3 separate regions of the Homo sapiens genome follow, and regions 2 and 3 are each linked to region 1. The links are chromatin contacts, found by Hi-C or POLR2A ChIA-PET in ENCODE. All regions are on one chromosome and are shown on one strand. Each heading gives the region's core, a stretch centred on a gene start or an enhancer-like site at or near the end of the contact. The rest is flanking DNA. Distances are from core to core; before and after follow the strand shown. Region 1 overlaps LOC101928573 (a long non-coding RNA gene). Region 2 overlaps E2F3 (E2F transcription factor 3). Region 3 overlaps CDKAL1 (CDKAL1 threonylcarbamoyladenosine tRNA methylthiotransferase).

Evidence for each region. A loop is a pair of places that touch in the nucleus more often than their neighbours do. ChIA-PET counts read pairs that join two places held with the same protein, here RNA polymerase II (POLR2A). Pooled maps may share reads with other maps.
Region 2: a loop to region 1 is called in a pooled map, with 3 times the contacts of the local background. The contact joins two enhancer-like sites. A Hi-C loop is called at or near these places in 4 of 37 single-sample maps with no recorded cell type and 7 of 50 pooled maps. POLR2A ChIA-PET finds 5 or more read pairs at or near these places in 2 of 52 experiments (activated CD4-positive, alpha-beta T cell and activated T-cell).
Region 3: a pooled map shows a loop between it and region 1 (2.4-fold over the local background). The contact joins two enhancer-like sites. A Hi-C loop is called at or near these places in 1 of 50 pooled maps. POLR2A ChIA-PET finds 5 or more read pairs at or near these places in 3 of 52 experiments (GM10248, GM12878 and activated naive CD4-positive, alpha-beta T cell).

The regions. Positions count from the first base shown.
Region 1 is chr6:20,318,107-20,322,773 of GRCh38, reverse strand. LOC101928573 (a long non-coding RNA gene) reads right to left here. Exons shown (of 4, transcript XR_007059489.1): 3 at 1,199-1,572. Among named protein-coding and RNA genes, the nearest start is that of E2F3, 81 kb to the left of the region's middle. RefSeq lists enhancers at 2,171-2,220, 2,961-3,040. Within about 2 kb of position 2,598, at least 13 of the 41 ENCODE cell types and tissues checked have a DNase peak (open chromatin) inside an H3K27ac peak, as active enhancers do; they include GM12878, where a contact is called at or near this core.
Region 2 is chr6:20,453,622-20,458,703 of GRCh38, reverse strand. All of the region lies in intron 1 of E2F3 (E2F transcription factor 3), which reads right to left. Among named protein-coding and RNA genes, the nearest start is that of E2F3-IT1, 18 kb to the right of the region's middle. Within about 2 kb of position 2,828, at least 4 of the 41 ENCODE cell types and tissues checked have a DNase peak (open chromatin) inside an H3K27ac peak, as active enhancers do.
Region 3 is chr6:20,563,631-20,568,681 of GRCh38, reverse strand. The region is part of intron 4 of CDKAL1 (CDKAL1 threonylcarbamoyladenosine tRNA methylthiotransferase); the gene reads right to left. Among named protein-coding and RNA genes, the nearest start is that of CDKAL1, 32 kb to the right of the region's middle. Within about 2 kb of position 3,766, at least 4 of the 41 ENCODE cell types and tissues checked have a DNase peak (open chromatin) inside an H3K27ac peak, as active enhancers do; they include GM12878, where a contact is called at or near this core.

The DNA of each region.
Region 1 (4,667 bases), core at 1,349-3,848:
GCGTCAGTTTAATTTTTTGAGACGGAACCTCATTCTATTGCCAAGCTGGAGTGCAGTGGCTGCAGTGGCACGGTCTCGGCTCACTGCAACGTCTGCTTCCCGGATTCAAGTGATTTTCCTGCCTCAGCCTCCCGAGTAGCTGAGATTACACGCGCGTGTCACCCCGCCCAGCCAATTTTTGTATTTTTAGTAGAAACAGGGTTCACTATGTTGGCCAGGATGGTCTCGAACTCTTCACCTCATGATCCGCCCACCTCAGCTACTCGAGAGGCGTTACTTTCTTGATGTCTCCTGAGACAGATCCCACTGGAGACCATTTTTCCTCAGCAGATACAGGATTAATTACCCACTCATCGTTTGGGAGAAGCTCCAGAGCAGAGGCCATAATCCAACTGCAGATGCTTGATTCTGATATGAAATAGTTTGTTACATGTCTTGCTGTGAATGCCTTCTCTGGGGAGTATAATCAATCATTTTCATTTATTTTGTTTTAAAAAATTTTTGTTTGCTTTCTTTGATGGGAATTTAAGACCTGAGGTTGGGAGGTCTTGGACTCAGGAGGGAGAACATGGAAGAGGAAATATACAAGAGGAGCATGGCTGGAGGTGAGGGAGGAGAGATGGAAGGACCTGTCGTCTCCAGCTGGATATTGCAGGAGACTCAACATGTTCAAAATGCAATAATCTGGTCTCTAGACTACACCTGCTCTTCTTCCCTAGTTAAATAAATGGCACGACCATCTATTCTCCCCTTATCTTCTCCTGGGCTGTTTTGTTTTCTTACCTGCATTCTTCCCTATACCCTTCTCTCCCCACAAGCCAATCTAATTATTTTGTCACTTGCACCTTCTAAATGTTTCTCAAATCCATTAATTTTTTTGGCCAATATATTGTTTTCTCATTTTATTGAAGTGGAATCTCGTTCTGTCACCAAGGCTTGAGTGCAGTGACATGATCTCAGCTTACTGCACCTACCACCTCCTGGTTCAAGCGATTCTCCTGCCTCAGCCTCCCAAGTAGCTGAGACTATAGGCGCAGGCGACTGCGCCCGGACTAATTTTGGTATTTTTAGTAGAGATGGAGTTTCACCATGTTGGCCAGGCTGGTCTTGAACTCCTGACCTTAAGTGATACCCCCACCCTCAGCCTCCCCAAGTGCAGGGATTATAGGCGTGAGCCAGTGCACCCGTCCTCTCTTACCGTTTTAAGTCTTCATCTCTGTATTCTCCCCATAAATTCACGCCTTCCTCAATTGCAACATGTTGTTTTTATTCCTCACACACGCAGTTCTCTCCTCCTGCCATGCCTTTGCTCCCACTGTGTCCGGAATTGGTGAGTTCTTTGTCTCACTGACTTCATGAATGAAACCGCAGACCCTCGCGGTGAGTATTACAGTTTTTAAAGGTAGCGTGTCCGGAGTTTGTTCCTTCTGATATTCAGATGTGTTCTGTTCCTTCTGATATTCAGATGTGTTCGGAGTTTCCTCCTTCTGGTGGGCTCCTGGTCTTACTGGCTCAAGAGTCAAGCTGCAGACTTTCACGGTGAGTGTTACAGCTCACAAAGGCAGGGTGAACCTAGGGAGCAGCAGCATGACTTATTGCAAAGAACAAAAAAACAAAATTTTCAGGGTGGAAAGGGACACGAGCGGCTTGCCACTGCCGGCTCCGGCAGCCTGCTTTTATTATCTGGCCCCACCCACATCCTGCTGATTGGTCCATTTTACCGAGAGCCGATTGGTCTGTTTTACAGACAGCTGATTGGTCCGTTTTGACAGGGTGCTGATTGGTGCATTTACAATTCCTGAGCTAGACACAAAAGTTCTCCACCTCCCCACTAGATTAGCTAGACACAGAGTGTCAGTTGGTGTATTTACAAACCCTGAGCTAGACAGAGTGCTGATTGATGCATTTACAAACCTTGTAGCCAGAGTGCTGACTGGTGCATTTACAAACCTTGTAGACAGAACGCTGATTGGTGCATTTACAAACTTTGCAGACAAGAGGGCTGATAGGTGCATTTACAAACCTTGAGCCAGATAGTGCCGACTGGTGCATCCACAAACCCTGAGCTAGACGCAGTGTGCTGATTGGCGTATTTACAATCCCTTAGCTAGACAAAGATTCTCTAAGTCCCCACTAGACTCAGGAGCCCAACTGGCTTCACCCAGTGGAATCACACACTGGGGCTGTAGGTGGAGCTACCTATGAGTCCCACACCACGCACCCCCCCACTCCTCAGCCCTTGGGCAGCGGATGGGACCAGGTGCCCTGAAAGAGGGGGCAGCGCTCATCTGGGAAACTCAAGCGGCACAGGAGGCCACAAAAAGATGGGGAGACTCAGGCATGACGGGCTGCTGGTCCTGAGCCATACAAATAGCCTGCCAGGAGGCAGTTAAGGCCCAGCAAGAAATTGAACACAGAACTCGTGGGCCAGCACTGCTGGGGGAATCCAGCACACCTTCCATAGCTGCTGGCCCAGGTGCTAAGCCCCTTGCTGCTCTCAGTGCAAGGCTCACCACGCCCACCTGCGTGCAGTACAGGTTCCCGCCCGTGCCTCTCCTGCCGCACCTCCCTGCAACCCAACGCGGCTGCTTCCGGCCTCAGTCAGCTAAAGAGCTCCCACGGTATAGCGCTGAGCCGAAAGGCTTGTCAAGCACAACCAGAATGAGCAGAGGACAAAGAGGAACTGAGAGCAAGTGAAGGGTACTGCCATACCGTTCTCTCTCACTACCACTGTGTCCAGAATTGGTCTGACTTCAACAAGGAAGTTGTTGTTGTCACACGAATGTTACAGTTAAGGAGAGTGTGTCTGGAGTTTGTTCCTTCTGATGCGGTCAGTTTTTCTCGAGAGCTCATGGTCTATGCCGGGTCGGAAGTAAAGACTGCATATACTTCGTGGTGACTTACCGCACTTAAAGCAATATACATTAAAATTGTTTTTTCCTCCTCGTGGGTTCATAGCTTATACTGGCTTCCGGAGTAAAGCTACGTACTTTCACAATTTTTCAGCTCATAAAAGCAGCCTAAACCCAAAAAACATAACCACCACAATATGAAAGTATAGTGGAGCAATTTGGCACTCCTGGTTCAGGCAGTCTGCTTTTATTCTCTTATCTGGCCCCACCCACATCCTGCTGATTAGTTCATTTTACAGAGAGCTGATTGGTCTGTTTTACAGACAGTTGATTGGTCCATTTTCACAGGGTGCTGATTGGTGCATTGACAATCCCTGAGCTAGAGGCAAAAGTTCTCCACCTCCCCACTACATTAGCTAGATACAGAGTGTCAATTGGTGTATTTACAAACCCTGAGCTAGACACAGAGTGCTGATTGGTGTGTTTACAAACCTTGAGCTAGATACAGAGTGCTGATTGGTGTATTTACAATCCCTTAGCTAGACATAAAGAGTCTCCAAGTCCCAACCAGACTCAGGAACCCAGCAGGCTTCACCCAGTGGATCTGGCATTGGGGCCACAGGTGGAGCTGCTTGCCAGTTTCACGCTGTGCGCCCGCACTTCTCAGCTCTTGGGCGGTCGATGGTACTGGGCGCCCCATGGAGCAGGGAGCGGCGCTCGTAGGGGAGCCTCAGGCCGCGCAGGAGCCCGTCAGGAGAGGGTAGGGGAGGCTCAGACATGGCGGGCTGCACGTCCCAAGCCCTGCCCCGCGGGGAGGCAGCTAAGGCCCGGCGAGAAATGGAGCACAGCAGCTGCTGGCCCAGGTGCTAAGCCCCTCACTGCCCGGGGCTTGCAGGTATGCCAGCCGCTCCGAGTGCGGGGCCGGCCGAGCCTACGCCCACCCGGAACTCGCGCTGGCCCGCAAGCGCCCCTTACAGCCCCGGTTCCTGCCCGCGCCTCTTCCTCCACATCTCCCCGCAAGCTGAGGGAGCCGGCTCCGGCCTTGGCCAGCCCAGAAAGGGGCTCCCACGGTGCAGCGGTGGGCTGAAGGGCTTCTCAAGCGCGGCCAGAGTGGGCGCTGAGGCCGAGGAGGCACCGAGACCGAGTGAGGGCTGTGAGGGCTGACAGCACGCTGTTGTATCTCAACTGTCCCTTCACCCAGCTAACTCCCGCTCAGCAGGTGTCGGCCTTTCCTGACCCCCTATGTTAGTCGTGCTTGTCCTGTGTCCCAGAGCCTGGGACCTTCTTCACAGCCATCATCACACTTCATTCTTTGCAATCTCTCTTCCCTAGAAAAGCTATGAAGTGAGGAAACGTGTTTTTCCTTTTTTGCACCATACCTCAGTGCCAGGGTTACAGGTACCACACACCGACCCATTGTGCAAACCAGAAGAAGTCCTCTCCGCAGGCAGATGCGTCGCAAGTATGTTTCTGTCTCTGTTTTTGGTGGCAGCCACATGCCAGAATATTCGAGTGCAAGCTGGATTTCAGCTCCCATTTGTCCCTCTTGGTCAGGTGCTTTTGTGCAAAGCACAAAATATGAGGTGGTTTTGAAAAGCAAAAGCCAAGTGGAACTGAAGAAAAGATATCCACAAGTAGATTTGGTTTAGTCACTGAAATATGTCTGAAAGGATTGCTTATCATCCTCCTACAATGAAATGGATGTCCAGAGAAACTGAAAAATCCTTCAGAATAAGCAAAAGAAATGTCAAAGTAAGAAAGCTAGGTGTGTTCAAGTCTCATATCTAATATGACTATCTTGGCATTGTGTTATAG
Region 2 (5,082 bases), core at 1,579-4,078, 140 kb before region 1:
TCACACCAGAGTTTTACTGACAAGCCTATTTTTGGGAAATCTCCTAATGTTTAAAGGACAGAATGGAATTAGGGCTTGGAGAGTGAGTAAAGTTACACTGATAAGATATGGGTTGGCTCTAAGAAGAGAATTCAGTTTTCTTAAAAACAACCAAGAATAGAAGCTTATCTCCAAGGTCCACCGGCAAGCACCACCATGAGTGAGCTGTTTTTTCTAAGGCTGAGGAAGTGGAGAAATGGTCTGGGAGGGAGGTGCAGAGAGGAGCCAGTGGGCAGAGCAACCAACTCTGGTAGGTATTGCTTGACCTACCTATTTAATTTATAGATTAGGGGTTAAAGACCCCTCGGTATGGGGAAGACAAGATATGAGTCTTCTCTTTCAAAATCTCCCCGGCAAAACGACACAACCATGAAAGTAGAAAAAGCACACGCGATTCTTTAAAAGGAGTCAAATTCCTCCACTCTCATTCTGAATGACTCCCTGTTACAGTAATGTGGGCAAACATTTTGATAGAGATTATGGATCTGAAGCCTCTTGCTTACCCACTGTAAGTTCAGAACAAGGTCTTAGTTAGCCTTTTTCTACTTCATAATGAGCCACTATCTCTGAGGTTCAGAAGAAAAATCAAACAGAAAGGCCTACGGCAGTGATTGCTAATGAATACATATGAAGTCATGTTCATTTTTCAAATGAACATAAAAAGATCTTGAAGAAATACTAGACAAATTGCTATGAAAAATGTGGGCTGGAATAGCGATCCAAAAGCTCTAAAAATATACAAACTTGATAATACTGAATTCAATGAAAATTATACTAAGAAAAATGTTCTTTACCTAAATTAATTTTGGAAAAAAAAATGGTAGTGTGTTGCTGCAGGAAAGGGATGACAGTATTAACTTTTACTGGTGATAAAGTCAATAACAAACTATGACGTCTATCAAGGACCCTGGCTCTATTCAGCAGCTCAATGATTATAGGAAGAGCAACAATTTATTTGAATGGGAATTTTAGCTCGTGCAGAACAAGGACTTCTCAGGAGGCAATTGTGGCAGGTGTAGCTAGGGGACCACTCTGACAGTTTGTCTCCTTTTTATGAGTGTTTATTTTCTTACCCACTTACCTCTTTGCTACGTCTATCCTATATACCTTCCTACAATTCTAGGTAATGGATGCTGTCGCAGTAGATGTTCGTTAATTGGGAGATTAAAGAGAGAACGGGCTAGGTGCAGTGGTTGACACCTGTAATCCCACCACTTTGGGAGGCCGAGGTGGTCGGATTACCTGAGGTCAAGAGATCGAGCAGCCTGGCCAACATGGTGAAACCCCATCTCTACTAAAAAAAAAAAAAAAAAAAAGAAAAAATAAGCTAGGGATGATGGTGTGCTTTTGTAATCCCAGCTACTTGGGAGGCCGAGACGGGAGAATCGCTTGAACCTGGGGTGCGGAGGGTGCAGTGAGCCAAGATGGGACCACTGTACTCCAGCCTGGGCAACAGAGTAAGACTTCTTCTCAAAAAGAAAAAGAGAGAATGAAGGATCTCAAAGGGTACACTAGCTGAACCTGACAAGTCAGGGAACATTTTTTCCCTAGGCTAAACTTATTTCTAGGTGTAGGCAAAGGGGGTGCGGAGGAGAAATACTCTCTTCATCTCTGAAGCCATACCTACGTCAGATCCTCCCACTGACTCTCCTCCTGCTGGTTCGAAGCCTGGAAACCTCACCTGTGGGCAAAGTGAGTTCATAAACCTGAAATGCATTGCTTTTCTTGATAAATGACCCCAAATGAACTTCAAAGAATTCTGCATGAGATCTTACCTGAGAATTCATCTAGGGATTCTTATAACCAACTTTTTGCAATTAATCATTACAAATGCAAAGTAATTATCTGGTTATTTAAAAAGCAACAAATAATTAACTGTGTGAGAAACAAACCTTCATAATCTCTACAATCAGTTAAGGTTTATGAATCTGAGGCCATTATTTATAAATTAAAATTATTTAATCCCCCAAAAAGCCCTCAATACTTTTCTTAAACATAGTTAATGAATCTTGTAATGACTTTGGTACTTTTTTAACTAGTGGACTGACATTAATTTTTTTTTAACAAAATCTATTTCTATTTGTATTCGCACATTGCATTGCTCACTAAAATATGTGCGCGAGTGCGTGTAGGCAGTCATTTCATAAAAAGCAAGGAGGAAAGGAGACAGGACTATTTGAATCACATTCCAATTTAGGAGAATGCTCTTTATGACAATGTTCTCAGAATGGTTTATAAAGGTGAATAAAATAAGAAACTACAAGAACAGATACATTAAAATGAGTGTTATTTCCATTGTATAATTCTCCTTGTCAGTTTGCAAAATAGAACCTAATTTTTTTTTTTTTTTTAACTGGGGGACTGGAGGAATGGCAAGAAACCTTGGTTGAGTTCCCTGGGTCTCGGTTTCTTCATCTGTACAAAGTGTAGAGAGGACTAGAAAATTCACTGGCATACTACTTTCTAGGGCTTGAAGGCCTGTGAGCGTATCTGAAGTTTCACATCCTAATCAATTCCTTCTTTTGTTCATTTACTCTGACCATCTCTGGGTAAGACCCACCGGAACCTGGCAAAAGCTAAATTTACCAGAAACTTATGAGATTACAGGTAAGAACATAAAGTAAGGACAATATATTTCAAAAACCATCATAGAATTCTAAGCAAAAATGGAAGAATACCAAAAGCCTCTTGATCTGTGACTTAGTTTGTAGCTAAACACACACACTCTTTGCCTAGCTCCTTCAATGCTTAACCCTGAGGTGTGGCCACGGCAAACCTCAGCCAGCGTATCATTTCAGAGTTCTTTCCCTGGGTTCCCAAGGGTTGGTTCTAGAATTGCCTGGAGTTGTAAAAGGGATGAGAGAATTTCTTTCTGACTCCACCCTATTACCACACTGTTTATGACCAAATGGCACCCCTGTCAAAGCTTTTGGGACACCCTTGCCCCAGGGCCAGTGCAAAAGAATGTTCAGTTTATTAAGAACAGTGCCCTGTCTTGAGGGAAAACAGGATGTTTAGAAAGTTTTGTACTTAATCTTCGACTCTCTCTTCAGCCAACTATGACTCGCTACAGGGAAAATTGTACAGCAGTGTCAATAAATAAAACCATAGGCTTCTATGATGAATCGTCAAGTTCTGCTGTGGACAAGGCAATATCTGATGGGCCAAAAGGTGGGAAAAGATCTAGAAAGGTCCATAGCTTTCCCTGGAGCTCTCAAAGATAACAGACACTTTTGTAGGTCAGAGTCTCCAAAGAGGGTTGGAATCAATCTGCTAAATGCATCAAAACAGAGCCAAGTGGGAAAGTCCAGTCCTGACCTCCCTGGCACAGGCACCCACTGGCATTTTATCACTTTGCTTGCAGCCAACAAAATCAATCAGCAAGACTATTACAATGAAACACACAGGATATGGAGAGAAACACATACTACAACATGTGTTCTTCAAAAGACAAGAAAGGCATCCAAAAAGGAGTTGATTTCAGCTTCAAGCAAGTCGCTATTTATGCATTTCTTATTCTGATTGTATTGGCATTCAGGACCATTTTCTTGCATTTGATATTTGGTCCCTCTTATAATTCTTATTATCATAACCAAAACTACTTTAAAACAAGTGCGCACATCCTTTGTTCTTAAACTAACTTCGATATACATTGTCATCGGCTGGGTAATAAAAAAAAATCCTGATCCCTGGGTTCCACCCCTGAGATATAGAATTAGTTACATGGATTTGGCCCGGGTAGTTGAATTTTCAAAAGCTATCCAGTGGAGTCTAATGTCCAGAAAAACTTTAGAACTACTGCTCTGAGCTGAACCCTGGCTGGCAATTAGGCTCAGAGGTATGGGAACTCTGCCTTAACCTGCCAAATACAAGCACCATTATGGCGTGGCTAACAGTCATCAGAAGTATTTGCCATTCTGGTATCAAATTAATTTTAAAGGCAGAGGGGCAAGGGATGAGAAGGAACAATGATGCTTTTGTGGGGGTAAGACAAGTCTTCAACGCTACAAAACTCCTTAGCATATTATAGAAACCAGTTTTGCTGGTTTTTTATTATATGACAAAGGGAAGCACTGACCCAGTGGCAAGATTCTGGATGTAAGGTGTTCTAGTCCAAAGCACTAGCGGTCCTAGTGAGGTATCTTTGTGACTCCTGGAAAAAACTCAGAAAAGTTTCCTACTCTAAGAATACCACCTTTAAAGAACAGATATTATCACTTCCTGCTGTGAGTCTACATTTTTACATGTCAAGAAGATTAGGACCAAACCCATCCGCCCACAAGGCAGTGCTATAGGGTTGTAAACTGCCATTATGAAATTAAATATTACCTCTAAGGTCATGGGTCTCAATCTTGAGCATGCTCAGAAACACCTGAGAGGCTTGTTGAATTCAGATTGTTGGGCTTGTCCACACAGGGTCTCTGATTCTGTAGCTCAAGGATAGCAGTTTGCATTTCTGACAATTCTCAGCTGATGTTGAGACTGCTGGTCTGGGGAAGACCACACTTTGATAACTCCTGTTCTTAGGGCTCATAAAAGGCATGGTCCTTGAGTAACAAGAAATGTTTCTTCAGGCTTTGTGATAAAGAGACAAATACTTTGAGTGAAAGGAGACAGGGTCTTAAGATAAATCTTGAGAATTGTGCCAAGAGGCAAAATGTTAACATTCCACTAGGGAGAAACAAGCAGGTGGGTTGTTAACCTCATTCATTCACTCTGGAGTAAATATTATCCTTGGAGGACAAAGTGGAAGAGCTGTCTTGAGTTAAAAAGAGAACTGAAACATTCTTTCCAAAAAATGGTGACCCACAGTTTCTTGTTTTACAAGGGAATAGTGGGCATTTTTCATTTACAAAATATTTACTTTATAATGGTGGCACTTCAGTGGGAGGAAAGGTGGGCATTTTGACTAAGTGGTTAGGGAAATTGGGTAGCCATCTACAAAAAATAAAGTTGAGTCAGGCACGACTGCTCCTGCCTATAATCTCAGCACTTTGGGAGGCGGAGGTAGGATCGCCCGAGCCCAGGAGTTAGAGACCAGCC
Region 3 (5,051 bases), core at 2,517-5,016, 240 kb before region 1:
CTCACTGCAAGCTCCGCCTCCCAGGTTCACGCCATTCTCCTGCCTCAGCCTTCCAAGCAGCTGGGACTACAGGCGCCCGCCACCACGCCCGGCTAATTTTTTTTGTATTGTTAGTAGAGACGGGGTTTTACCGTGTTAGCCAGGATGGTCTCAATCTCCTGACCTCTGATCCGCCCGCCTCGGCCTCCCAAAGTGCTGGGATTACAGGCGTGAGCCACCGTGCCAGGCCCACATTTCTTAATATAGTACTTTATTTACCTTACAAAGTAAGACAATGCATGTGAAAGAAGATGACCTGTCCCCCACACTTTTGGAACAGTCAAATGCGTTATTTCATAGACGAGAATTTAAAAGCTAAGAATAGGCCAGGCACAGTGGCTTACGCCTGGAATCCCAACACTTTAGGAGGCTGAAGTGGGAGGATCCCTTGAGGCCAGGAGTTGGAGGAGAGCCTGGGCAAAATGGCAAGACTCCGTCTCTACAAAAAATTTAAAAATTAGCTGGGTGCTGGGCACGGTGGCTCACGCCTGTAATCCCAGCGCTTTGGGAGGCAGAGGCAGGCGGATCACGAGGTCAGGAGACGGAGACCATCCTGGCCACCACGGTGAAACCCCCGTCTCTACTAAAAGTACAAAAAAATTAGCCGGGCGTGGTGGCAGGCGCCTGTGGTCCCAGCTACTTAGGAGGCTGAGGTGAGAGAATGGCGTGAACCCGGGAGGAGGAGCTTGCAGTGAGCCGAGATCGCGCCACTGCACTCCAGCCTGGGCGACAGAGGGAGACTCCGTCTCAAAAAAAAAAAAATTTGCTGGGCATGGTGGTGCACACCTGTAGTCCCAGCTACTCAGGAGGCTGAGGCAGGAGGATCTCTTGAGCCTGGGAATTCAAAGTAGCAGTGAGCTATGATCATGCCACTGCACTCCAGCCTGGGCCACAAAGTAAAACCTCGTCTCTAAATTAAAATAATTAATTAATTAATTAATTAAAAAGCTGAGACTAGATAAATAAGTTCACCAACAATCAAAGTGATCTTTGGAGCAAGACCCCAAATCTTCCAACTCCTAATTCCATATTCCTTCTATGAAGACATCACCCCATTCTGTCTGACTGGCTACCAAAAGAGGCTATCCATTATATATCCTATTTTGGCTCATTTCCTAACTCACGCTCTCCATCAGAAAAAGATGTGCAAGAGAGAAACACGTTTAAATAGATTGAAATGGACTAAATGTGTGCTTAAATCAAATTTCATTAAGTTGCCAGTTAATTTCAGGGACTCAAAACATTTACATGTAATAGTGAATTTTCCTTATTAATGCTTAATACCATAATAGCTAGTATTTATCAACCATTTATTAATCATAACAACTACTCCATAAACCATTTTAGAGAGAAGTAATCACAGGCACAGAGACGTTTGTGAAATACAGGCTGGTGCAAAAGTAATCGTGGTCTTTGCCATTACTTTCAATGGCAAAGACCACGATTACTTTTGCACCAACATATTCTTAATTATGCCACGTATACCAATTTGAAAGTTACCAAGTTTTTCGGATATTTGAGTCAGTCAATGTCTTTCAGATCCAGATGAGACCCAAAAATGGGGAGGCAACAATTTCAAGACAAAGCGAAAAGAACATTACACTTTCAGATCAAGAGCTAAAAATAAGGAAAAATACCCCTCCTAGTATATTCTCTGTAGAAAGAACACAAATAAGTAATAAGGAGAAGCTTCTGTAGATGAGGAAAGATAATAAAGATGAATTATATTTAAGGTACATAAATTGTTTTCCTTCTATGGAATTTTTATTTTAACAAATTTTTTTAAACAGTTGAGTTCTCCCATCTATTTTAGGCCTTGGTCTCTGCTACCTTAAGGTCATGAATTTATGAACCACATACAGTATTTTCCTACCATGGGAATCTTTAGATGCATAACCCTCAAGGTTTAGGGAACAGAAAAATGGATGCAATAAAGTAAAAACTGCCAGTGATGTCTAGTTTTCATTCTTGTAATATTTTCTCACTGATATTAAACAAAAATCAAGAAAAAAAATCAAAAGATGTTAATAAGCCCTTGCTTAATAAAACCAATGACCCAACTCTCTTTCCTAATTAAAAGCTTACAGTACTTAGAGTGCTTACTATTTTCAATGAATGTTCAGACATAAAGTCCTATTAAAATTATGTATATTTTATAATTTCCTCCATTACTGATACATGCTTAAAGAAATTGATTCTGAGATACATTTTTCTTGTTCTTTTTCAGTTCTTGACACAGACTAGTGAGTGGCACTATGGACTAACAAGCATATTCAACCAACACAGAGGATCGAAATTAAAAAGCTATAACATATTAACATATCTAGGCCACACAGAAGGGTCATGAGGCAAGATCATCAGCATAAATTAGCACATTATTACAAGGCATCTAAAGGAACCAGGCAAAATCTGCATGACAGATCTTTCTTTCATAACGAATATATAATGCTATTTGATTGCATTTCTTTTAATCACAAGTATTATTTGGAGGGAAAATACTCGTAGTCTAATATCACATTTTACTACCTACCCAAAATTGGAATTATGGACAGCCAGGGTATGTATGGGGTTGGAGAGGGAAGCCTGTTAAAACCATTTTTGGGACACTTAACTATCTTTGTCCATTTGTCCAGAAACAAAGGGGTTTAAAAAAAAAATCACTGAGTGCATTTTTGCTTTTTCTAATTTTCCCACAAAAATCTGAAAGCATTAAATCATTTAGGAAAAAAGCCTTTGTTATTTACCAAACCCACAGAATTACACATCTACTAAAAGAGGTGAAATAGCAGTTCAGTTTGTTAATGAAGCCCTGTTTTTTCATCTCTACAGTAAGAATATCCTAAGACTACGGCCTCTAGGGTATTAAAGAGTCACAGTATCTTCTTTTTATTTTTTATGCTACTCATAGCTCACAGAACCACTGTCAAATACTGGAAGAAAATATCTATATGATAGTCTTTAGCTACTGGAACTGTTGCTGAATAATCAAATCCTCCTGTAATTATGCATTTTTAAACAATTCAGACAAATCGCATATGTAGCATATTACTAACATCAACAAACCCTGCTAGAAGAGTGAACATTTAAATATAAGCACATATACTCCCATGAACATAAAAACAAACCTCTAACTGCCAACTGTGCCTTCACTTCCCCCAAGCTATATACATTTAGTAACTGAGACAGTCATTTCAGAGTTAGGAGGATGGGTTTTTAACGGAAAAAAATGTAAACTTTCTTTCCAAGGCATGGTACCCTAAAAAGTGATTTTCAGAGAGAAATAAAAACTGAAACATACAAATTATATTGCCTCAAAATAGTCCCTACTTTTAAGTAAAGGAAACAGTAGAAGCACATCTGAAATTATTATATCTTGGACTTCTAAACTTACCCCCACAACAAAAGTAAAACATTTTATAATAGTAATGGAACTGTCTTGTGCTTTTTCACCCCTGTAAAAATCACTGACAAATGCTGTTCATTTAAAAATATATATATATATAGATAGCTTTGATGGGATAAAAAAATATCCTACTTGTATTCTCTTTCTAGGTCATAAACTACATTGGATGTAATAGGCTGTATAAATGAACAATCAGGAGGTTTCCGTCTAACTGTATGGGAAGTGTATTCACCACATCCTGCTATATAAATAACCCTCACTTCAAGTCAAATTCATATTATCTAATTTTTGCATTTCTCACCCAGAGAAGCTCTTCGCAGGACCTGGACCTAGATTCTCCTCTCATCACACAACTGTGAGTAGGAAATTCAAGCAATGAAAGGTTTTGCTACATTTTCAAAGGTACTTTTAAGATAAAATAACTTTCTAAAATGAATAAACCTGGGCAGTGTGACCTAAAAGCCACATAAATAATTTATTTGTGGCTGTCATGTTTTAATCACTGGACTGTTTTCAGAGGCTTAAAAAATTTAATGGTTTTTGTTATACAAAAGCAACTAGGTTTTCCATGAAACATTAGCTGTCACATTAATACAAGGTTTTATCATTAATTACAATGGATCACACAGGAGTTTATATCTACAAAATGATTGTTAAATATCTGAATTTCCAAACCATTTCAAAATAAAAATGAAACCTGGTCCTAGTAAACTTTACATGAATTAAAGATCCATTTACAAAACAGAAAATTAAATGTAAAAAAATAACCTCAATTTAAAACATTTGTAGATAAAACATTCAACACACTTTTTCATCAAAAAATGCAAATTAAAATATTAAACATAGGTAAACAGTGCCATCTTTTGGTATATTTAGGAACTGAGCTAAATTGTACAAAAACATCTTTAACAGATGAAAGGTGAGTAGAGCAAAGAATTCAAAAACCATCAGTTTATCATTTTATAACATTTAAGCTTTATAAATATATTAGCTTTTTTGGAGATGGGGTCTTGCTATGTTGCACAGGACAGACTCAAATTCCTGGCCTCAGGTAATTCACCTGTCTCAGCCTCCTGAGTAGCTAGCATTACAGGCACAAGTACCAAGCAGGCTATTTTTAAACTTATAAATATTTCCAAAAACATATTACCTCACATTTGTTTTCACTTCAATTTCATGAGATTAATAGAGCATCATTACATTTTAAAGACACTGAGGCTCAGAACATTTTAGTAATTGATCCCAAAATCCCTCAGTTAAAAATGATTGAGCCATCGCTGGCTTAAAATTGCTCGTTTTTACATTCCAACATTAATTCATTAAGCTTAGATAATGAGCCAAGTTATATAATTATTCTGTATTATAAGCAATGAACAAATTTTTATATTAGTTAAGATTCTGTAAAAATCGTTTGATTGCTTTTAGTATTTTTTGTATAATTTGGAAAGGAAAAGATACTTATGTTTATTAAATGAAGAATACACATTGACTACATTCACACAGCTGCTTACACTTCACAAATGCAAAAACTTTTAATCCAATATAGTATTCTTCATATCTCTATGTTAATGAGAAAAAAAAAAAGCCCTCGTTGGCTAGGTGTGGTGGC